Regions from separate parts of the Mus musculus genome. Here region 2 is linked to region 1. The links are chromatin loops, found by intact Hi-C in ENCODE. Cell type or tissue: heart. All regions are shown on one strand. Each heading gives the region's core, and the rest is flanking DNA. Links, peaks and the distances in the headings are about the cores only. Region 1 overlaps Unc119b (unc-119 lipid binding chaperone B). Region 2 holds the start of Cabp1 (calcium binding protein 1).

Evidence for each region. Hi-C counts contacts between places; a loop is a spot of excess contacts. Peaks named below come from ENCODE experiments on the same cell type or tissue, not always from the same donor. Only the 100,000 strongest peaks of a DNase experiment are listed, where the experiment ranks them.
Region 2: it touches region 1 in a loop (5-fold over the local background); 10 of 42 quality-filtered maps call a loop at or near these places.

Annotation. Positions count from the first base shown.
Region 1 is chr5:115,119,617-115,131,121 of GRCm38, reverse strand. It overlaps Unc119b (unc-119 lipid binding chaperone B), which reads left to right. Exons shown (of 5, transcript NM_175352.4): 2 at 542-655; 3 at 3,709-3,820; 4 at 3,939-4,111; 5 at 5,622-8,556. The coding sequence ends at 5,734. Among named protein-coding and RNA genes, the nearest start is that of Acads, 6.0 kb to the right of the region's middle. In heart, for the core only: no CTCF peak of the experiment used is centred there; DNase peaks (open chromatin) are centred at 4,483, 5,771 and 6,219.
Region 2 is chr5:115,183,790-115,195,294 of GRCm38, reverse strand. It overlaps Cabp1 (calcium binding protein 1), which reads left to right and starts at 914. Exons shown (of 6, transcript NM_001310712.1): 1 at 914-1,641. The coding sequence starts at 1,048. Gm35515 (a long non-coding RNA gene) reads right to left here and starts at 957. Exons shown (of 3, transcript XR_387599.4): 1 at 405-957. In heart, for the core only: CTCF peaks have their summits at 6,260 (motif pointing right) and 7,940 (motif pointing left); DNase peaks (open chromatin) are centred at 7,574, 7,914, 8,464 and 10,334; H3K4me3 peaks cover 2,414 bases; H3K27ac peaks cover 559 bases; H3K27me3 peaks cover 5,099 bases.

The sequences.
Region 1 (11,505 bases), core at 2,469-10,468:
AGGGAAGGACCACCACTCTACCTCTGTGTGCTGCCATGTTCTCTCTCGGCCATGATGGGCAGGCTAGCCCTCTGAAACTAACCCATCTCCCAGTTAATACTTTCCTAAGCGTTGCCTTGGTCGTGGTGTCTCTTCACCGCAATAGAACTGTGACTAAGACATGCATACCATAAAAACTAGTGTTAAATAAATTTTAAAGAAAACATTTGGGCCTTGAGAGATGGCTTATTGGTTGAGAGCACTGGCTGCTCTTTCAGGGGACTTGGTTTAGTTCCAGCTCTCAAATGGCATCTACAGCCAACAGTAACTGACACGGAGGACCTGACTCCCTTCTGACCTCTTCAGACACTGCATGAGTGTGGTGCTTACATGCAGGCAAAGCACCCATACATATGAAGTAAATAAACCTTAAACAACAAGGGGGTGTTTGGGGAACATTTTCAGTGAATTGCATAGAAGACCATATTTGTTTTAAAGCCAGGGAATGAAATAGAGGGTGACTCTGGAAGATTACCTAATGACACTGGTCTCTCCCTTTCAGACTACCTGTGTAAACCTGAAGACAATGTCTACAGTATCGACTTTACCCGCTTCAAGATTCGAGATCTGGAGACGGGGACAGTTCTCTTTGAGATTGCCAAGCCGTGCATCTCAGGTGGGCCTGGGTATTGTGGTCACAAGCCGGGGAGGAAAGGACCTTGGGAAGCCCAGAGTTTCTGGGACGCTGGTGTGTGCCACTTTCATGATTACTTCCTGTCAGCATGCCTGCCAGTTGCACACCAGTTTAGGGCTTTGTTAAAAGGCTGGTGTGTGTGTGTGTGTGTGTTTGAGTGCCTGTGTGTGCCAGAATGTACCAGGTGGAGGCCAGGGGACAATTTTGTGGAGTCGGGGTTCTGTTTCCACATCTGTGGGGGGTCTAGAGAGTATGTGGCAGGCACCTCTGTGCATTGAGCTATCTCACTGGCCAGGTTCTTACACTTGATCTTAGCCAGAAGGCCGAGAAGCGATACTGGCCGGGTTCTTATGTAGCCCATGTTGGCCCAGAACTTGCCATGTAGCAGAGGATGTTCCTGAGCTATGACATGCGCCTTTCACCATGTGCTACAGGTACAGTCACAGCAGCCAGCATAGGAAGTTGACATTTCTTGTGTTGTGACACCATCCAGGCTCCTTAGTGAATTGCCTTATGTCATCTTGTCCTTGTGAGTGGCTCAGCCACTTTTTACTGAGAGGGAGCTGAGCCCCAGAATTCCCACGGGACCCTCCCCTAAGCCTCTGTGCTTGTTCAGTGCTGCACGCTGTCTGCAGTGTGTACTGACCCCACTGCGGCTGGACTGAACTGTAGGAAGAAAGTGAGCCCTGCCCGCCCTGAGCCCTTGCCGCAGGCGGCAAGGCAGCGTCCCCAGCTGTCTGTAACGAGTGCTTTCCGTTTCTTTCCAAGCCCTGCTTTAATGGCTTGTCTTTTCTGTTTTGTTTGTTTCCAAAGATTAAAAAAAACCAAAAAACAAAACCCCAAAACTGTGTGTGCCCCAGTGTGTCCCTCCGGGGTTTGTGCAATGAGTACAGTAGCCTCTAGAGGCCAGAAGAGGGTGTTGGATCCCTCGGCTGCCTGACAGTCCTCTGTAAGAACACTAAGTGTTCCAGCCCTGTGGTCTGCCTGTCTCTCTGTCTGTCTCTTTTCTTTCTAAGTAAAAGATTATTCTTGGGCTGGAGAGATGGCTCAGCGGTTAAGAGCACTGACTGCTCTTCCAGAGGTCCTGAGTTCAAATCCCAGCAACCTCATGGTGGCTCACAACCATCTGTAATGGGATCCAATGCCCTCTTCTGGGGTGTCTGAAGACAGCTACAGTGCACTCACATACATAAAATAAAAATAATAAATTTTTAAAAACAAAAAAAGAAAGAAAGATTATTCTTAAGTGTACGACAGACTCCACGAGAGCATTTCTGTGACTCTGTGTGACAAAAGATGAGCCTGGGGACTCAGTGACCATCACCCTCTGAGGTACGAGGAGAACTGATTCTTTTACTTCCCTCTGTTTGCTTGATTTTCTCATTTTGAGACAATCGCGTGTGGCTAGAGCTAGCCTCACATTTGCTGTTTAAGTGGAGGTGCGGGTGTAAGTTTTACTGTGATTGTGTGAGTATGGGGTGCATGTGTGCGTGCATGCTGGAGCAGAAATGAGGTGGGGATAGCTTGTGGGCGTTGGTTCTCTCCTTCTGCGTGGGTAATGAGGAGGGAGCTCTGGTCTCCAACGACCTTTACAGGGTAGCCATCCACGGGCCTTTCAACTGGGATCTCTAATGAAACTTACTCTTTTTAAAAAATAATTTATTTATTTTTATTTTATGTGAATTGGTGTTTTCCCTGCATGTATGTCTGAGTGACTGTATTGAGTCTCCTGGACCTGGAGTTACAGACAGTTGTGAGCTGCCAAGTGGGTGGTGGGAATTGAACCCAGGTTCACTGGAAGAACAACCGGTGTTCCTAACCCTGAGCCATCTTTCCAGCCCCTAATAAAACTTACTTTGCAAAGTTCTTCTCATTGGATTTGTGGCTCAGAATGAGCCAGCGATTCTCTGAGAATATAGGTATTAGCATCTCAGAGAAATAAAAGGCAGTCCCGAGCTGCGGTTCTCTCGTGAACGGAGCACTTATCTGGCTTAAAACACACAGGCAGACTTGCTAGGAAAGTGTTAGCCCAACTTGATCACCGGCCTGGCTCAGCGGGCCTTGCATTTCCCCCCGTCATCTTCTGGTCCTGCTCAAGGCACCGAAGCCTCCGGAAAGGCTGCTGCAGATGCTGTAGGTGTGTGGTCTTCATCCCTCCTAGTCCGTGAGCACTCGCTCACACCAGAGTGCCCTCCTGCATGGGTTGCTCTGATGGGCTTGAATCACATCAGTGGATCCGGGCCCTTACCATGTAGGTAGAAGCCCCAAACCAGGACAGCGCGCCAGTACCCCTGGGACATCACAGGCACAGATGCTGGGTGCTCAGATGTGTAGAGAATTCCCCTCCACGTTCATACTGTGACCATTGTAGATCTTTTATGTGGAATCAGCAGTAGGCTGGACCAGGGGATGGCACGGAGCACATGCCAGTCCACGTGCTGGTTCCAGGTGGTCAGAGAAGTGGGTCAGGGTGTCCTGCAATAGACATGAGCGTCCTGCGTTTGGTCAGTCAGGGTCGTTGGAAATCAGACGGTGCTCCCAGGATGCCTCTCATGCCCAGCCCTCTCTGCCTCCCATCCTGCTTAGAGTCTGGTGCTCTGATCCAGTCAGCGTGGACTCGGCTGTAGGATTGGAGTCACACAAGTCATAGCCCGTGTTCAGCCTGCCTCTTATTATTTCACCCCAGGACGTGCCCATCCCCCCAAATCATATAAGGCAAATCGCATCATGTTTTAAGAACAGACTTTGGTCAGCTGGACCTGCATTCAGAACTTTGCTCAATCCCTTACCTGTTTGGGAACTTTGGGCTTGGGCGTGACTTAGCATTTTGAACTTCAGTGTCCTTCTCTGTGAAGCCATCTGTGAAATCAGAACGAGCGGCTCCTCCCTACGGGGCTGCCTGAAGCCTGGTACAGCCTGTTGCCAGTCTGTGCCCAGGAAGCAGGGCTGTAGGGTTGGAACTAGTGTGATCTGTCAGTCGGTGGCGTGCTGGGTGGGTACGTGGGTGCTCACGGCTCAGCTCTGTGCTCTTGCAGACCAAGACCAGGATGCGGAGGAGGAGAGCGTCGACGTGGATATCAGTGTGGGCCGTTTCGTTCGATATCAGTTCACACCGGCGTTTCTTCGCCTCCGGACCGTTGGTGCCACGTGAGTGCTGTTATTTTTCTGAGGGCAGAACATTTGGCTTATCGTAAGGAAGAATGCGCTCTGTGGGGCTGAGGCTGGCTGTGAGGAAATGAAGAATCTCATAGAGATTCTCTTACAGGGTAGAGTTCACTGTGGGTGACAGGCCAGTGACAGGTTTCCGGATGATCGAGCGGCACTACTTCCGGGAGCGGCTGCTGAAGACCTTTGACTTTGATTTTGGCTTCTGCATCCCTAGCAGCAGAAACACGTGTGAGCACATCTACGAGTTCCCGCAGCTCTCCGAGGACGTCAGTACGTATGCGCGCGCGCGCACACACACACACACACACACACACACATACACACACACACACACACACACACACACACACACACACACCCCTCCGTGCCTCCCTCCCTCCCTCTGAGCTAGATTCTGACCACCACCTGCTCCAGTGGCCTCACTGCACAAGAGCGAAGTGTGGCTTGCTGTGTGTCAGGTCATGTGACCTCAGGTTCCTGTCTTCTGCCTCTGAGGACCCAGGCTGAGTCACTAAGGCCTCTCACTGTTGCTCACAGCCCCACTGTGCCCTGCTTACTGCAATATGACGTGTGTTCTCTCAGTCTCAGGTCCCTGGCGATTGCATGCTCTGGAGTGGGCGCTCCACTCTTGTGACAACAGCACCCAGGTGGGGCGCCTTCGAGCCGGGCAGGGCGTCCTGACAGAATCTCATTCTGGCCTGAGCTGACCTGGAGGTGCAGATGCTTGCAGGGTTAGATCAACTGGTGAAAGCAAACCGTCCAAGGGTGTGGAGTTGAGTCAGAGTGTACACTGCATTGCTGTGGCCCGGCTGAGCACAGAGAGCTGAGCATGGCTGACACTGCTTACACCTGAGATGCCTTTCCCTATGGCTAGGAGATGGCCCAGGGCTCTTAAATCAGAGCCAAGTGGAGGGAACCGGAATTGTATTCACCTTCTTCCAGTGTGGAAAGAGGGGAGGGCAAGGGCTTAGACAGACAGACAGACAGAAGTTCCCTAGGCAAATGGGCCTCTCTAGAGAGTGGCTTCCCTCTGTTCCTCTGACTGGGCACCTAAGGTTCTTTTGGCTTGCAGGCCCATAGCGGTAGGAGGATGGAGACGTGGGGAAGAGCATGGTTCTTCTCCCAGAGGACCTGGGCTCCATTCCCAGTGCCTACACCGGGGCTGCTCACAGGGCTTTAGCCTCACTTCTGGCATCTGAGAGTAGCACACATGTAGTGTACAGATGTCTACAGGCAGGCAAAACAAAACAAAACAAAACCTTGTACACATAAAATAAGTAATTTAAAAAAAATTAACAAGTGAGTTGGTTATGGTGGTGCCCCCTGGCCCTTGGGAAGCAGAAGGCAGCAAATCTCTGTGAGTTCAGAGCCAGCCAGAGTGGTACAGTGAGATCCTTCCTCCACAAACCAGACAACCCAGAGAGGCAGGTACAGAGGGGCATGCTACTCTGGGTTTCTGCTGGAATATCCAGAGGTGGCAGCAGGCCAAAAGCAGGGCTCACTGCTGGGCCGGCCAGGAGCGTGGAGGAAAGAAGTGGTCGTGACTGAGAAGTTTGTTTCCTAGGATACGGCAAGACAGATGAGGCTAGGGATGACTAAAGAGTTGATTGCATCCTGGTGTAGAACTGGACTGGACGTCACAGTCCATCTGGCGCCCTCCAGGCTCCCTGGATTCTTTTGCACTCAAGCTTTGCAAAGTGCTGCTCTGTCTTTGGAGGGATGCTGAGCGGCTTCCGCCTGGCTGTGGGGCAGACTCACAGAGCTTGCTCTTCCCTCACAGTTCGTCTGATGATTGAAAATCCCTATGAGACGCGCTCCGACAGCTTCTACTTTGTTGACAACAAGCTGGTGATGCACAACAAGGCGGACTATGCCTATAATGGAGGCCAGTAACTGCTGCGGGAGTGGACAGGGAGGTCCTCTGCCGCCACCACGAGCACCGAGCAGGAATTGCAGCTGTCGCCCGTCAACACCCACCTCGAACCTGGTCCAGGAAGCTGCAGCTGGGGCGGCGGCGGCGGGGTTTTGTGCTCCAAGGAGGTGCCAGCCAGCAGTTTCTCTTCCCAGTGTTTGTTCCCTGCCCCCTAGTTCACAGAGGTATTATAGTGAAGTAAAAGATTAGGGTAAGCTTCCCGGGATCCAGATAAAAGATTATTTCTGTATAGTCTTAGCTGTGCACTGCTTATCCCGACAAGCCTGACTGTCCAGGCACAGCTTTGTCTGCCAGAAGGCTTGTGCTGGGCTGGGCTGCAGGTTCCCAGCCCCTGCAGGTTCCTGGGTGCTTTGGGCAGCTGAGAGCAGCTCACTTCTCCCCCGTCCCGTGCCACTGGCACAGTCTGTCCTCGCCTATGCAGTTAGGCCAACTGGAAGAAACTTGAAGAGGGACTGGGGTAGGCAGAGCCCGGGCTAAGCCACTGGGTTGGGAGGTGGCACCAGAGTCAAAGATAAGGTTTTGAGGGGGCTTCTTACTGCCTTTGAGAAGCCACAGCCAGGCCTGGGGGGACCACGGTCTCAGCCTGGTGGCATCTTCTGTTCTTGCTCTAGAAGCCATGAGCCTCCCTCCTGCTTCCCTGGCCGTGACTTTTACCATGTCCTGCCGTGGCCCTGGGCAGTTCTGTTCACAGAACGGTGTCTCTTGAGTTTAGTGTGCACCCTGTGCTTTGCTCTCTTCCTTCTCAGACTTCTTCGGGGATTTTTACGTCAGTATTTAGAGCCCAGGATGCTGATAGATCGTGATAGGACTGGTCGGCTCCCAGGCTAATGTGGCTCATGGGAGAGGCACAGTTGGGGCTTTAGAGAGAGCTGACTCTGTTTCCAGTGACCCTGGAAGAGAGGCTCTGGGTGGGGACTGCCTCTAGAGCAGTCTGATGTTTAGGAGTGCTTTCCTCTCTGTTTGCCTTTCTGCTAAAGTCACATGGTCCTGCCCCAGACTGCTGCATGTGTGAGTGTTTGGGAAGGGCAGCATAGGCCGAGGTTGCCTGTCAGAGCAGTCCTTAGGTGCGCCTCAGGGGTCCTCAGATCCCCACTGACTGACTCCCACCTCTCTGGCTCCCTAGGTTGTCCCTGTGGGCAGCTCTAGGACACTGTGGCTGGGGTTCATTTGTCACTGAATGAAGTGCTGGAAGGGTGGGTGTGCATGAAGTGTCTCTGAGGCACCATGTCACCTGTAATGTCACCTGTAATGAGACCAGGGCCCCAGAGTACTTGAGAGAAAGGATGTGCTTTGGCCGTGTCGCTGTTGGCTTCTAGGGTGTTAGTGGTTCTGGGTTTGGACCCAGGCCCTGTACCGGGCCAGCACCTGATGGTGCAGTGATGCTGTGCTCCGGAGGCTTCGGGACTGGGAAACCTAGTTATCCTTCATGCTGCACTGCGTTTACCCACTGAGATAGATGGGGGCCCAGGTGCCCTATGGTGGGCACCTCCTGACCATTCCAGTGGATCTCAGAACTGGAGTCCATTCCAACTCTAGGTGCCTTAAGTGTGGCTCTGCCCCATGTGCTGCTGGGAGCTGCGGGGCCAATCTCCCTCACCTGCATACAGACATGAGTGTCTCTCTGCCTTTCCTCACGTGGCTCCTCTGGTGAGCTTTCCATGCTCTTGACAAGCCTCAGAGTCTTTGCTCTATTCCAGAGTCTGAGAGGTGTTTGGTACCCGGTGTATCAGTAAATACTGCCTAGCGTGTGCTTCCGAGAGCTGCGTGGCCTTAGCTCAGTAGCTCACAGCCTGGGACGCTCCTGTTTTCTGGCACGCTGTCTCCTGCCTGTCATGCTGGCTTTGCTTGGAGAGCCCACACTACTGGCTGGAGAAGGGCTGCATCCCCTTTCCCTTCAGCCTGTTCTCAGAGCACACTGAGGCCGGGTGCTCAGTCATCCTGGTAGGATGGAGCAGTCTTTAGCTTCTGAAGGGCCAGCGGTCCGTGTCTGACTGCTTAGGGAAGCAGCTTGCTGTTTGCTAGAGAGTTTGAAATTCCAACTTTTGTGCCTGACTTGAGTAAACTGGAAGTCATACTTTGTAAATAACTGAACAAGCAGAAGCCGAGTCAGAAGTCAAACTGTCCAGGAACACCAGTGGCTACAGTGGCTTCCTGTGATGCAGTGGAAGAGGGAATCAGTGCTTGGGGGTCGGGCATGCATGCCCCATGCCCATAACAGTAATCTGAGAGGATGGCAGCCCCTGGGGACCTCGTCCCCACCCTGGGCTGAACCCTTCCTGGTATGAGGCAAAGTTCTGCTCCATCTCCATCCTTGCCCCATGTCTTGGGGATGAGCTGCCCTTCTGAACCGTAAATACAGGAATAAAGATGGCCAGTACTTGGGCTGACATAAGCTCTTGTCTCAGGTTAGCCCAACGCTGGCTCATATGAGCCTCCTGAAGCTTCTCCTGGCCCTGGGCATCTGATTTCCAGTTCCTAGGGACAGCATTTTGCTGTGTCTGGGGTGAGCCATAGACTCAGATTCTGAAAACATCCACATTCCATGTCCAGAGCACCATAGCCACAGGGAGTCTGGACGAGGTGGGCGCATTCTTGTTCGTGAGGGATCATGGCCTTTACGATGCTGTCACTCAAGTTGTGAAAGTCCATTTTCCCTGTAAATCTATTTTTCACAGAAATAGGAAACATCTCTGTCCTTAAAATCCTCAGTCCAAAACAAATCAGGTGATTCTATTTGTATAAGATTATTTTACCACAAGAGACAGTAATAAAGATTTTTCACAATATGTTCACTCTGACTTGCCTCCTGATTGGGCCTTTGAGGGCTTGGAGGGTGGGCAGGGTCCCAGTCCCTTTGCTTGGCTGTGGCATTTCTGTTTTTGTTGACTTGGGTGTCACTGGTTTATAACTGAGGAACAGCTGAGAGTCACCTGTTTCTTTTTTAAGTTTTTCTGTTGAAGGTTTTCCTCAGGGACTAAGAGTTAAACATTTATGGATGGAGAACATTTATGGGATGGATGTTCCCAACAGCATACGCCCCACTGCCCCAGCCCTTAAGACAGGCTTACCAGCGTGTGTGTGTGTGTGTGTGTGTGTGTGTGTGTGTGATAACAAAATGACCTCGATTATCTGTACGTGTCTGAGCTGAGCAAGCATGGTGCCACACCTTTAATTTAGGGCTTGGGAGGCAGAGGCAGGCCAGTCTCTGAGGCCAGCCTGGTTTACTATTCCAGGACAGGCAAGGTCACGTAGTGAGACCCTGTCTCCAAAAGCAAAAACAAGCCAGGCAGCGGTGGCTTTGCATTGTCATTGCAGATTTTTGGGTGTGTGTGGGATTCATTTACCCCTTTTGCTCCCAAATAACTGCAGGGCTCCTGTGCCCACTCTAGCCGTGTTAGCGCCTGAGTAAATAACTGCAGGGCTCCTGTGCCCACTCTAGCCGTGTTAGCGCCTGAGTAAAGGCACAGAGACCTGGGTTTTTCTTTTTTTTTTTTTTTTTTCCATTTTTTATTAGGTATTTAGCTCATTTACATTTCCAATGCTATACCAAAAGTCCCCCATACCCACCCACCCATCCTGGGTTTTTCTTAAGCTGCAAGCCTAAGCTGGGCAGATAGCTTTTTTTTTTTAGATTTATTTTTAAAGATTTATGCATATGAGTACACTCACTCTATCTGTGCAGATGGTTGTGAGCCTTCATGGTTGTTGAGAATTGAATTCAGGACCTCTGCTTGCTCAGTCCCTGCTCACTCTGGCCCAAAGATTTATTATTATAAATAAGCACACTGTAGCTGACTTCAGACACACCAGAAGAGGGTGTCAGATCTCATTATGGGTGGTTGTGAGCCCCCACGTGGTTGCTGGGATTTTTAACTCAGGACCTCTGAAAGAGCAGTCAGTGCTCTTAACCGCTGAGCCATCTCTCCAGCCCCTTCTATTTGTACTTTCTAATTGTGACTGCACTTGTAACCCTGGACATATAATGAAAAAAATCAAACACGTAATCTGTCCTTCTTGGGTAATTGCTAGCCGGTCATTGTTCTGTGAAACCTATAAAAATAAAGGGGCAGCCTGACTGCCAGTCAGAGCTGGCCACCATGTCGAAGGCTGCAGATGGCCCCAGGCAGCTTCTGGAGATAGAACTGACGTCATCGGCCTTGGCAGCAAGTGCCTTTGCTCACTGAGCCATTTTCCAGGCCCCTTAAAAAACCAAAACCAAAACCAAACCAAACCAAAACAAACCTTCAAAGACATGGGTTTGAGTGGTGGCACCTGCCTGTAATTCCCACACTCAACTCTGTGAGTTCAAGGCTTGTCTCTAGTCTTTAATGGCAAGTTCCAGGCTAGCCAGGCCCTGTGGACCACCTGGCCTGGTCATCTATTGTTTTGGGTTTTTTTTGTTTTTGTTTTTTTGAGAGATGATTTCTCTGTGTAGCCCTGGCTATTTTGGAACTTACTTTGTAGACCAGGCTGGCCTGGAACTCACAGAGACCCAGTCGCCTCTGCCTCCAGGTCTAGGATTAAAGTCATGTCACCATTAGAGCCTGGCAGCTGTCTCGTTTTTGGAGACAGTTTTTTCTTACTGAAGCAGGAACTCACCAGCCCCTTTAGACTGGATGTCAGTGAGCTCCCAGAATCCTTGTCTTTGCAGTCCCCATCGGATGGAATCCTGCACCCAGGTCAAATGGATGCTGGGGTTCCAACTCAGGTCATGCTCACATGTGAAGTCTACCCTCTGCACCACCTCTCAGGCTCCAGTGTCTCTCTTTCGTCTTCCATCCGGTTCTGTCTGGTGACCAGGTAGGGAAGACGGATGGATGACCAGAGGATTGGGCAAAGAGTCAGCACGTTATTTGAAAGCCCCCCCCCCCCTTTAAAGGCAGTTCCAGACTTTGGGGGTGGGGGAAGAAATGGACAGATGGGATCATTTGCAGTCTAAACTACCACCCTCTCTTCAGTGTATTGTTTTCTAGGTAGTGGTGGGCTGTGAAGTTCAGTGAGCAGATATGTAGGGTGCATGTAAACCAGGGAGCTAATGACACTGACAGTCTCTGGGACCGAGCGAAGTTGTTCTGAGGGTGCTAGGACTCAACCCTCAACCCTTGGAGTTAATGGGCAGTACCCCTACTCCCAGCAGGGCTCTGCCCCCCCCCCCCCCACGAGGTGCAGAAGACAGTAGCTCTGTTTCACATTCACATCTGAGGGCTGGAGGGAATCTTCCTGCCCAGCATCCCCATGCAATGGGCTAGATACTGAGCCTTCCAGGCTTTTTGTTTTTTGTTTTGTTTTGTTTTAAAGATTTATTTTATTATTTTATGTACATACACTGTAGCTGTCTTCATACACTCCAGAAGAGGGAGTCAGATCTCATTACGGATGGTTGTGAGCCACCATGTGGTTGCTGGGATTTGAACTCTGGACCTTCGGAAGAGCAGTCGGGTGCTCTTACCCACTGAGCCATCTCACCAGCCCCCTTCCAGCCCTTTTGGAATCCACAGACTAGTGTGAGAGATGAATAGTAAATAAATAAGTAAAATAAAAGGCTGGATGTAAAACTGTGGGCTAGGAATGGTAGCATGAAATCCAGGCAAGAGGGCAAAAGCTGCCTGCCTTGTGTGGCCGAGCAAAGATGGTCAGGGAGCCAGGGATTACGCTGACAGCTGACAGGATGCAGAAGTGGGTGGGCAGGAGTAGGTGCTAGCTCTTCTCTTCTCTCCCTAAAACTGAACCC
Region 2 (11,505 bases), core at 2,538-10,537, 64 kb before region 1:
CAGGGAGGCCCTCGCCTCCAAATCTTAACGTCCCTACTACTAAGCACCTTGGTACAAGGGGGCCTCAGGAGGTGCAGACTGGAGAGAAGCTGCTAAATGAGTGTGTGCCCTGTGCCAGCTCCCTCCTGCTGGAGTCTTTCTTGAGCACCAGGAAATCTTGTGTCGCCACGAAATCAGTTTGGGAAGAATCATTTGCATTTCACTGAAGAGGGGAAACCGGCTCAGGGAGGCTGATGACACTTGCCCAAGCTTCCCAGATGGCAAGCTGCAGAGCTGGGATTTGAGATTGAAACCAGCACAGTGTGACTTCCTGGATGCTTACCAAGGGCAGGAGTCCTCTCTCTAACAACTAGAAGGGCAGGAGGTGGTTCGATGGAGAAACAAGCATAGCCAACGTGTCCTACCTGGAACTTGACCACCACCAGGCACTTCCGGGACAGGTAGCTGCAGCCAGATGCCACCTGGCTCCTCTTCTGTTGTGTCAACTGTAAATTCCGTGGCTGACTTGCTCGGGGCAATCCTAGTCCGGTGTACTCTATGGAAGGTGGATGGACGAGGCATGGATACACTCCTAGCTTTATCCTTCCAGGTCATCTGGCTCCTGCGTTTGTCTGGATGGTGTCACAGAGTGCCTGCATCCTAGCTGAGTCTCTAGCGTCCTGCACCCCTTTGGTCCTATTGCCAAAGTTGTTCTCTCTGGAAAGTGCACCCTTGCTTGACTTTGGGGTGAGGGGGGGGCGACCGGCCGATCCTGGGCATGGAGGGATCCTCTGGGCGTGATAAGGGGCTCCGCCAGTCTCCTTGGGGGAGGTTAGCCAGCCCCTTCCCTCGTGCTCACATTCAGTGCCGCAGCGCCCCCTTGGCCACCAGAGGCGCCCGGAAGCGGGACTCCCCGAGCGCTGGGCGGGGCGAGGGGCGGGGCGCGGCGGCACCTGGGCCGCGGGAGAGCCGGGGGTGGGCTCTCGGGGGACAACCAGCTGCCCCCCCAGATCTGCAGCGCCGGCCGCCGGGAGCTCGAGGCTCCAGGCGCAGAGGCTGCGCTGTCACATGGGCGGCGGCGACGGGGCCGCATTTAAGCGGCCAGGGGACGGCGCCCGCCTGCAGCGCGTCCTCGGGCTTGGCTCCCGCCGGGCGCCCCGCTCTCTGCCCTCCGGGGGCCCCGCACCACCCCCGCCGGGCCATGCGAGCGCGGGCCCCGCCGCGATGAGCTCGCACATTGCCAAGAGCGAGTCCAAGACGTCGCTGCTCAAGGCGGCGGCGGCGAGCGGGGGCAGCCGGGCTCCCCGCCACAGCTCTGCGCGGGACCCCGGGCTGCGTGGCCGCCGGCTGCCCGGTCCCTGCCCCGGCTCGCCTCCACCGTGCGGGGACCCCAGCTCGCGGAGGCCCCTGTGCCGGCCCGTGCCGCGGGACGAGGGCGCGCGCGGGAGCCGGCGTGGGCTGCCCCAGGCGCACTGCAGGCCCCGGGAGACGCTACCGCCGGCCCGCGGGCGCGATGGGGAGGAACGGGGGCTGGCGCCAGCGCTCGGTCTACGGGGCTCCCTGCGATCGCGGGGTCGCGGGGACCCGGCTCCTGCTGGCACCCCCGAGGCGGACCCGTTCCTCCACCGGCTGCGCCCCATGCTCAGCTCCGCCTTCGGCCAGGTAAGGGCCGCGCCCCTCGCCCGCGCTCCGGGCACCGGCGCTCGGGACCCTACGGCGGCGGCGCGTCCCCGGTTCTGCTCGCTCTGCCCAGTCGGGGTGCACCTTGGCTCATCCTGTCCTCCCGCGGCCCTGGCGCTCCGCCACCCCCGTGTCTGATTCAGCACCCTGTGCGCTGTCCACACTTCGGGCCTCTTCCTGGGCGCCGCTCAGCTGAGCCTGCCTCGCACCTGCAAGAGCGACCTCCGCAATCCTCCGGGAGATTTTCCAGGGTCGTGAGCAGCGCTTGGAGCAGGCGGCGCCAACCTTCTCCTCTCTCTGGCCTCTGGCGACCCAGAGGAGCGAAGGGCTTGGAGTCTGAGCGGCAAAGGGGGAGGGCCTGGGAGTACAGCGAGTTGCTTGTGGATGATTTATACTAGCCGTGACTTAGAGTGTCCTCAAAGGTCTGGGAAAGTTAGGGGATTGGAAAAATGGGGAGGAGAAGAGATGTCTGGACAGGCATGAAGGGTCTGTCCAGAGCTACGGCTCCATCTAGAACTTGAGAGTGTTTTCAAGGAAGATGGTATTCCAGGGATGCTATCTGAATGGCAGTTAGGCAATTGTGGGATAAGACCCAGAAAATCCAAGCCTGGGTTGGTGTGCCTTTTAGGGTTAGGAAGGCCACTAAGAGGTCATTGGTGACTCATTTTTGTCCCTCGCACGCCTTTGCCCGCAAGGATTCCAGTCAGCGGGGCATTTACAAACAGCTCAAGGCTACATTGTGGTATTGTGTCGCAGGAGAGACAGGAACCCGTGAACTTCTGAGCAAAGCCAAGATTTCCTCTAGTTGGGAGACTGTAATTGAATCAAACTCAGGGAGTCAGTTCTGCAGAGGCGCAATCAAAAGGCTGGCATAGTTTCAGACACAGGGGTCTAAGTGTTTCTTTGGTAGGATCTATCGCAAAGATAACCACCTCAAGCTCCCGCTGGCTGTGCGGGGATCAGGAGGCCGCGTGTGTTTTTTGCTTCAGAACTGCTCGCTTCTTTTCAAAATACTACTCTGCAGTGGTTAATGCAGGCGGGGCTCTGTCATGAAGGCAGCTGCACGTGGATTCGGGTTGCACCGGGACCGCTGTGATGGTGTGACGGGGCCAGCAGGCACACGGCTTTGTTCCTGCAGGGAGCCCTGTTAGCGGTGCTCAGGAGTAGAGGTTTGGACGCAGGGCCCTGCGAGAGAGAGGGAGAGGGCGAGAGCCTGGCTACGTGCCAAGGGAGATGCTCACTGCAGTGGTTTGTGTGCTCCAAGGAGCCTAAGCGTGTTAGGAGTGATTTGTGGGTCTGGACTGGGTTGTCATTCAAATGCTGTGTTGTGAGTGGGGAGCTGCAATTCACTCAGTTACTAAGCATTTCTTGAACACCTACTTTCCCGGGGCATTGGTGGTACACTAGGAAGCGAGTGGTGGGAAGAGTTAGGATTTGGGGCTGTTTTGGAGCTCTCGACCCAGCCGTTTGGAAGGTGCCCAGTCATCAGGCTGATTAGTCAGTTTGCCAGTGATCTGGCAAAAGGACCATTGCTCCCTACATTTGCAACATTTGCTGGCAGAGGCCTTTGTCCAAGCCCCAGAACCTTTCAACGACCTCTTCCATGTCTCAGCCATTAAGTGGAGACGATTCTCCAGCCCCCGGGTTCTGAAATGTCACGGGGTCACTTGAGTCACAAGGAGCTGGAAGGTGCCATGAAATATTTACTACCTCTCTCTGGAAGCGCTTGCCTCTCAGAGCAGCAGACTCTCTCCCCTTCCACCCCCTCCCCTCAGCACATTCAGTTTGAGTTTCCTGGTGACGACTCCTCTAAGGGATTTGTGGGGACAGGACCACAAACCCATCTAAGAGGTTTGTGTCAGAGCCTCCTGTCTCCTTTGACTAGGAAGAAGTAGTTTCTCCTTGCTATCTCTCTCCTGCATTGAACATTCTGTCCTTAAAGATAGGGTGGAGACTAAGAGAAGGCAAAATGGAGCCCTGAAAACAGAAAGTTCTAGGTGGATCCACTTAGGGCAAAGTGTATTTTGTTCACGCCGTTAACTTATTTATCAAAAATTTTAACTTTTTTTTTTTAAACCTCAGGTGAATTAGGTGAATTGCTTTTATCTCATCAGGGCTTTTATTTATTGAGAGAGAGAGAGAGAGAGAGAGAGAGAGAGAGAGAGAGAGAAAAGATCAATTATAGTGAATTGGGGAAGTTAAATGGTTTCTGCAGGCCTAGGTATAGAGAGCTTGGTCCACTGGGTATCACCAAGCCAGGGTGGCATCTATGTTGCTGTTGCTGATGCTGATTAACTATAAGGCTGCACTTCTTCTGCTTGTAATAGCAGCAGAGAGAGCCAGGATTGGGCACACTAGAGGTATCCAGATAGACTCTCCACACTTGGGGAAATGGGAAGTAAGACCCCCCACCTCCACACACCCCCCAGTGACAACCGGGAGTGTCTCTGCTGCCTGTAGGGAGGAGACACTGTGGCTTCAAGGCTGATGTGTGGGATGGTGGCTGGGAAAGGTACCAGATCCCTAGCTTCCAACTTTGTCACTTTGTATCTCTGTGACCTTGGCATCATTTTTCTCTCTGTGGCGGTGGTTTCTTCTTCCAGAATTGAGAGTGGGGAAAAGCTGCCTTGCAGGGTTGTGATGAGGCTCGCCTGAGATGAAGGATATCAGGGGCCTGGTTCATAGTGAGCGCTGGCTAAAGAGCAGCCTGCATTCCTGTGACTGCCTTCATTAATAGTCATTAAAAGAGTGCCGCAGTCTGAGTAAGCGCAGGGTAAGGGATGCTGCCTCCATGCTGGGCTAGAAAGGCTTTTAAAAGAATGGGCTCAGAGCGCAATGTCAGCGACCTGTCCCTAGCTCTACCAGCTAAGGACACCCAGGTGCCCAGGCAGACTGTGGGGCGTGAGACACGACCTTGAATAAGCACGATATGGATATGAGATCTTGGGCCTTGGAAGACTATGATATGAACACACCTGCTTTTGTTTTAAAGCTTGAGAAGAGACTAATGCAAGTAACGCCCCCAGCTCTGGTACCATCCTAGAGAAACATCTCTCTTGATGTGGAGGGACCAGCCCAGTGTCCATGCAATACGCAAAAAGCATCACAGTATTCATGAGTGACTCCTGGGTTTCCTCGTTCCTGTGGTACAGACGGAGGAGATGGGCCAGGGCCATGATGGCTCGGGCCCTGCGGGTTCAACCGCATCAGCCTGTGTGAAGTTGAAGATCAGGACTGTGAATATCCATTCCTGTGCTACTTGCTCTTTTCCGTTGCCTTTCCTTTGAGGCCCGGGACGAGGAAGGAGAAGGTCAGCCTGTGGTTGGCATCAATCATGATGTTAGGAGAGGCTGAGTCAGTGGACGAGAGCATCATCTGGGATGTCTGGATGTCTGCGTTTGGCTTCGGCTGTTCCCGGTGATCGGCAGGGCTACTCAAAAACCCTCAGTCTGGAATCCAAAATTGCCAGAGTCTGTCCTTGGAGGGTTGGCTTCATCACCATCCCCACCCCACCCCCCATTTTCGAAATGAGAACACAGGCTCTGGAGAGGGCAGTGCCTGTCAGAGGTCACATAGTAAATAAATGGGTAACACCTGTCATCTGAGTGGCACTGGGCTGGCCAGGAATGGAAGTTATCAGAGGTGTTCACAGGGTACCTCACATGCTGTGTACCCCAGCCCTCTCCCTGAGTGTCCCGGCACTGGGTTGTCACCCAAGTTCATATGCTGTTGGTTGATCTGGTGGAGACCTAAGACCGGCCACCCTCCTAAGCGGGGATAACCAGCAATGGGCTCAGCCTTCTCACCCTCTGATCCTATTATTCTGTTCAGAATCCAAAGCAGGGCTCCAGAGGCCCAGGGACTTGCAGAGAATAAGAAGAGTGTATGTCACAAAGTGTTCTTCACTTCTTAGAGGAAACTCCCAAGCGTCAGCCTTGCTGCGTTTTTAAGGGAAGGTCAAACCTCCCGCCCCTGCCCAGTTTAGTTTAAGGAGACTTTAAAACCCCCATATCTGGTCCTTCTGGGTCCCTAGCTGACCTTAAGCCTCAACAATGTCCACCACATTCTTACCCCAAAGCAGAAAAAGACCTTGAATTTTTGTACATTTATTTATTTAAAATGTGTGTTTGCCAAGTGTGGTGGTGCACACCTTTAATCCAAGCTCTTGGTGGGCAGAGGCAGGCATACGTGTGTGTGCATGTATATGTGTGTATATGGGTGTGCATGTATATGCAAATGTGTGTGCATGCACATGTACATGGGTATGGGTATATGTGTGTGTACATGTGCACAAGTGTGTATGTGTGTATGTATGCTCAAGGGTGTGTGTGTGTGTGTGTGTGTGTGTGTGTGTAGGCCAGAAGATAGCTTTCAGAAGTTGACTCTCTCCTTGTACCATCTGGATCCCAGGAATCCTGATCAGGTAGTGAGGCTCAGCAGGAAGTACTTTGACCAACTGCACAATCTTGCTGAGTTGCAGGATGGGCTTTCTTTAAGCATTTGATTGGTTTTGCTGTCTTCTGTCTCCAGTTTCCAAGGACAGAGGCATACAAAGCCAAGGTCGACAAGGACCTGCTATACCTGAGACTGGCCTGCAGGGGGCAGGAGTCACCAGGGCTGAATAACTGGATGAGTGGATGCTGCGTTTAGCCCTTTCAGTTCGAGGCAGAGGAATGGGACAGGTTTTTGGTGCCAGACACTGGGCGGCACCTTTTGTGATATTGTTTTGTTAGCCACCCATAAGAGCCCAAAGGAGGTGTTGTTAGTATCTAAGGGACAACCTCCAGAAGTCCAAAGTGAATCAGATCATCGCAATTCGTCTGACTCGGCATTCTATCCCTGGTACGTCGTCTTTCATATTTTTAAAAAGACTTATTTTTATTTTATGTGTATGAGTGTGTTTTCCCCCTGTTTGTATGTGTACCACATGTGTGCCTGATGCCTTCAGAGCTCAGAAGTGGTACATTAGATCCTCTGGAACTGGAGTTACAAAAGGTTGTGAGCATCCCCGTGGGTGCTGGGAACCGACCCCGGGGCCTCTGCAAAAACAACAAGCACACACAACCACTGAATCATTTTCCCAGCCACTCTCAGTGGGTCTTAATGCCAGCTACAGGTTAGAGCTCCCCAGAGAGTCCACAGACTCTGCACTTGGCCGCCCTATGCCCACTGCACCAGGGATTTCAGGGCAGGGTCCAGCTGTTTCTGTGTTTCTCTTTCTTTTCTCTCTCTCTCTCTCTCCCTCATTTTTTTTTTTTTGGTGTGTGTGTGTGTGTGTGTGTGTGTGTGTGTGTGTTTTCAAGACAGGGTTTCTCTGTGTAGCCCTGGCTGTCCTAGAACACACTTTGTAGACCAGGCTGGCCTCGAACTCAGAAGTCCGCCTGCCTCTGCCTCCCAAGTGCTGGGATTAAAGGCATGCGGCACCACTGCCCGCCTGTATTTCTCTTTCTTAGCGTTATTCTGGACTATAGTTAAATAATTGTACTCCTCACTCTCTCTTGCCCACCTGCGAGGATGTAAACTCCCGTTGTTGTTGTTCCTCTTCATTGTTTCCAGAGCCAAGCACAGCACCCGGCTCATAAATGCCGGGCAAACGATACTTCCTTCTTCCACTTGAATAATTACTTATCAGCGCCTATTATGTACCACAGGCTTTCCTGTATGCGCCGTATTAGCCAGACAGGGAAAGTCCCATTTTCTAACGGAGGAAACTGAAGCTCAGGAATAGAAGGTGATCACAGGCAGAGCTGGGGCTCAACCTTAGACCCCAGATCCTTCCCCATTCATCAGAGGCCATTGACCCAGACCCCTGGACCAGCGGAGTGCTTCCTCTGAGTTGCTTTGCATTTCCGTTAGCGGTCTGCCCCTCCCCAGCTCTCTGGCATCTTTACCCTCTTTCCTGCCCTTTAGCTGTTCCCACCCAGTCTCCTCCTTTTGTGTTCGGGGAGTGGCTTCTTCCTTTTCCCCTCCTCCAGGAGTATGGGCCAAGCAAGGCATCAAGAAACTGCCTAGGCAACACCGTTCCCTGGTCTGCAGCGACACACAGCACCAGAGACATAGTGAACTAGCCAGCGACCTCCTTTTTAGCCTCCTAGGAGGAAGCCTGTGCCACCCACTGGGCAAGGAACCCAGCCATCTTCTCTAATGAAATTCCTGACCAGACATCCCAATGGACAAAAGTCCCTGGGAGAGGAAGCAGTCTGGGCTTGGTGTCTGCGATTGCATCAGGGGCCAGGGAGTAGGTCAACCTCCTGGTCTATCTCTGGCGCCCCCTGCTGGGGAAAAGCTGGATACACGGATAAGAGGAATGCTTCTCTGGGTACCCGCCTACCACTGCCGCGCTCAGACCCGGACATCTGAGGCATGAGAATTCCCTTGCCAAAGCAAGAATTTGGAGGGACAAGGAACACCGAGTCATCTGTAAAGTTCCGACTGTGGGAACTCGGAGGACCATTTTTAAAAGGCAAACCTCCCTGTTCTGCACTCCAGCGAAGCCAGTGAAAAAGACCTTTAGGTCAGAATTGGGAAGAGGATGGGAAGGACCAGAGAGACCTTGGCCACGTCCTCTGTGCCAGCGCTGCCTTCATTCTCCTCTCCTCAAGGCCATCGCTTGGCTTCCCGAGGGTCAGAGAGCCTTTCCACGGCAGAGGGAGCATAAGGAAGAAGCAGATGACAGCTGTGGCTTCAGCTGTGCCGCCAGCCCTGGAGCCTCATTCCATGTCAGCGATGAGGCAAGTGTGAAAAATGGAGCGTAATAGAGACGTCACAAGATCTCCCAGGCCCTCAACTGAGAACCACCTTGCTGCTCAGTCAGCTGGAATTGCCAGTGGCTGATGAGGCATGCTCACCCGGCTCAGTGCTCTCCAGACCCGGCTTACATCTCCCTGGGGTCCTGCGTGTGCATGCATGTGTGTGGTTAGTGTGTGTGTGTGTGTGTGTGTGTGTGTGTGTGTGTGTGTGCCTGTGTGTTCAACCACGCGTGCGTGTGCGCAGGCTGTGAGGCACCCTGGCTTTGGGGGCCCTAGCCAGCTTTCCCCTTCTGGATCTGCTGGCCTAATTCCCAGTTGCAGCTGCCACCTTGGGTCCCCCTCCCCAAGGCAATCTCCCTGCATATTTGGTAGCATAAGAAGGAGGGGCTGAGGCAAGGGGATAGACAGAGAATGGACTGAGCCTAATGCTGTAATCTGTTGTTGATGATCCTAAAGGCTTCCCAGCGCCAGTGCCCTCTGTGATCTACTCTCCAGGGGATTTTTTCCCCCGGTGCTATGCACTTTTTCCTTCTGCCTTCGGCTCCTTAAGAAACTGACTAGAAAGTTAAACCTAGACACACAAACGCACATACAAACCACCAGGAAAAAAAAAAAAATCAGCAGGAGCAGACAGGCAGGCAGGCAGGCAGGCAGACAGACGAGCACGCGCGCTCCGGCTCAGCTCTGTCCTGGAGGAAGAGCGACTGGAGCAGAGAGAGTCGCTGGGGTTGGCAGTGACCCAGACTGAGGTCTTCTGCGCCCCCCCCCCCCGCCCCCAGAAGCCTCCTTCATGGACCCAGAGACCGCCAAAGGGGCTGTGTCAGCGTAGGATGGGCAACTGCGTCAAGTCGCCACTAAGAAACCTCTCAAGAAAGGTATGTTTTGGGAGCCCCCGAGTCTTGGTACTGGGGTTGCGGACATCTTGTTGCCTACCCCAGAGGGGATGAAGTGGGTGGGCATCTGATGTTCATTAGGCTTCCCAGGGTGTCTGTCCAAAACTGTGTCCCTATTCTGACTTCAAGACACCCTCCATCAGCAGATTCTTATGTTCTAGGGAGGCTCTGAGCTAAAGTTAGGGCTTAAAGGTGCCTGGGGTTAGGGGTGAGAGGTCATGGGGTCCCGGAAGGTCATATCTGGGATTCATGAAAGAGGTAAGCAAGAAACCATGTGACTTTGGGGCTTCATGGCTATAAGATGAAACGTGTGGATTCTTAGGATGGCAGTGTACATATTTAGAGTCTAAAGCATCGGAGACCCTTCAGGAGCAGACCCCAGGGCTGAGCCGGTCTGTGCTCCTCACTGGTAATCTCTAAGCCAGTGGTTCTCAAACTTCCTAAGGCGGCAGCCCTTTAATGTGGCTCCTCGTGCTGTGGTGACCCCCAACTATTACATTATTTTTGTTGGTTCTCCTTAACAGTAATGTTGCTACTGTTATGATTTGTGACGTTTGCCAAAGGGGTCATGACCTACAGGTTGAGAACCAATTATCTAAGTTTCGAAGGAACCGTATTAAGCAAGGAAATGTCCCCCTTTGATTATATTTACAATAACTCTTGAGTCAGGGGTGGGAGTCAGGACCATATGGTCTTAGGACCCAGGATGGCTTCTTTTGAGAAACACGGTGCCTGAGAGATATGTGGGTCAGGATTGTACATGTCACTTTTCAGGGTGGATTTACTGCTTGTACGCTAGGACTTTTTTTTGCAAGAATTCCTTGGAGAAAGCGAGTGTTCCCTCCCTCGGGCTTCTCCAGGAAGGTCTGGGTTATGTTTAGAGTGTGTTCTGCTTGGGCTCTGCGTATATTGCAGGCTGGCTGGAGTCAGGTCGTAGACTGATAAAGATTTTTGCCTCCAGTGTTTTCATTTGCCAAATAAGAAATGGGATTGCCAATCGAGGGGGCGGGGATTGGAGGGTCAGGTGACTCACCGAAGGTCTTGGATTGGCTAATGGAGCCTTCACTCAGGTCCCATCTTCCCCATTCTGCTTCTGACCTCTCAATTTAGGACACTTGGGGCTTTTTCGCCCTGTCGCCTTCCTCGTGTGGCTAAGCCGTTGACATCAAATTCCATTTAATCTTCGGCCGTTCCTTGGGCGGCTCGGGGGGGGGGGGGGCGTCTGACGTTTCCATTGTGCCTCAGAGTCTGCCATTCTCTTAGGGGAGGCTTCTGCCTGGGAGGATCTGGGGAAGCGGAAGCTGATCTAAATTAGAGGATCCCAGGCAAATGCCAACGCAGAGGGATATGAATTGAAGAACGAGGCCTGTCCTCTGCCTCCTACCCTCTTCTCATGAGTGCTTGAGCCTCTTCTTTCTGGCCATTCGATTTTGGACAAATTACTTAACGTCCTGAGACTTAGTTCCTTTGCCCATCAGCTGGGAATGCTAATGCCTATGTACATTGTGATCTATGGGGATCAAGCTCAGAGCTACACACCGCCCAGGCCTGATGTGTAGCTTTGTCTGTTTGTTTGTTCTGTTCTGCTTACTAGAAACAAGGGCTTACTCTGAAACCTGGGCTTCCTTCAGCATCGGGGTTATATGTATGAGCCAGTGCAGCTGGCTGGTTTGGTTTGTTGTTGTTGTTTTGTTATGTTTTGCTTTGCGTTGAGACAACGTTTTACCGTATAGCCGTGACTGGCCTGGAATTCACAATGCAGACCAGACTGGCCTCAAACTCATAGTTTTCCTGCTTCTGCCTCCAAAGTCCTGGGATGAAAGGTGTATCACCACACCCAGCCCCAAGTATTTAACTCTTAAAATGATCGTGTGCTGTGCACAGCGCCAGATGTAAACAGTACCAGACACGCGTTAGGATGCTCACTATCATCCGAGGTAAAGGATGGAGTATAAAAGCGGAAGAGAGTGGTGATCGTTACCGCTGCTTCTGTGGTGAGGTTTCTGTTTGTAGCCCAGGCTGGCCTGGAAATCAAGATTCTCTTGCCTTAGCTGCTGCATATTAGAAATATAGTATAGACTTGAGCCACCATACCCAGGAAGACTTTATTACCCAGAGCCTCATGCGTGCTGAACCCTGTGCCTCTCTCTACCACCAAGCCATAGTACAGCAGGCGAGGTTCTTAGTCCCCTGGTGGAAGTGAT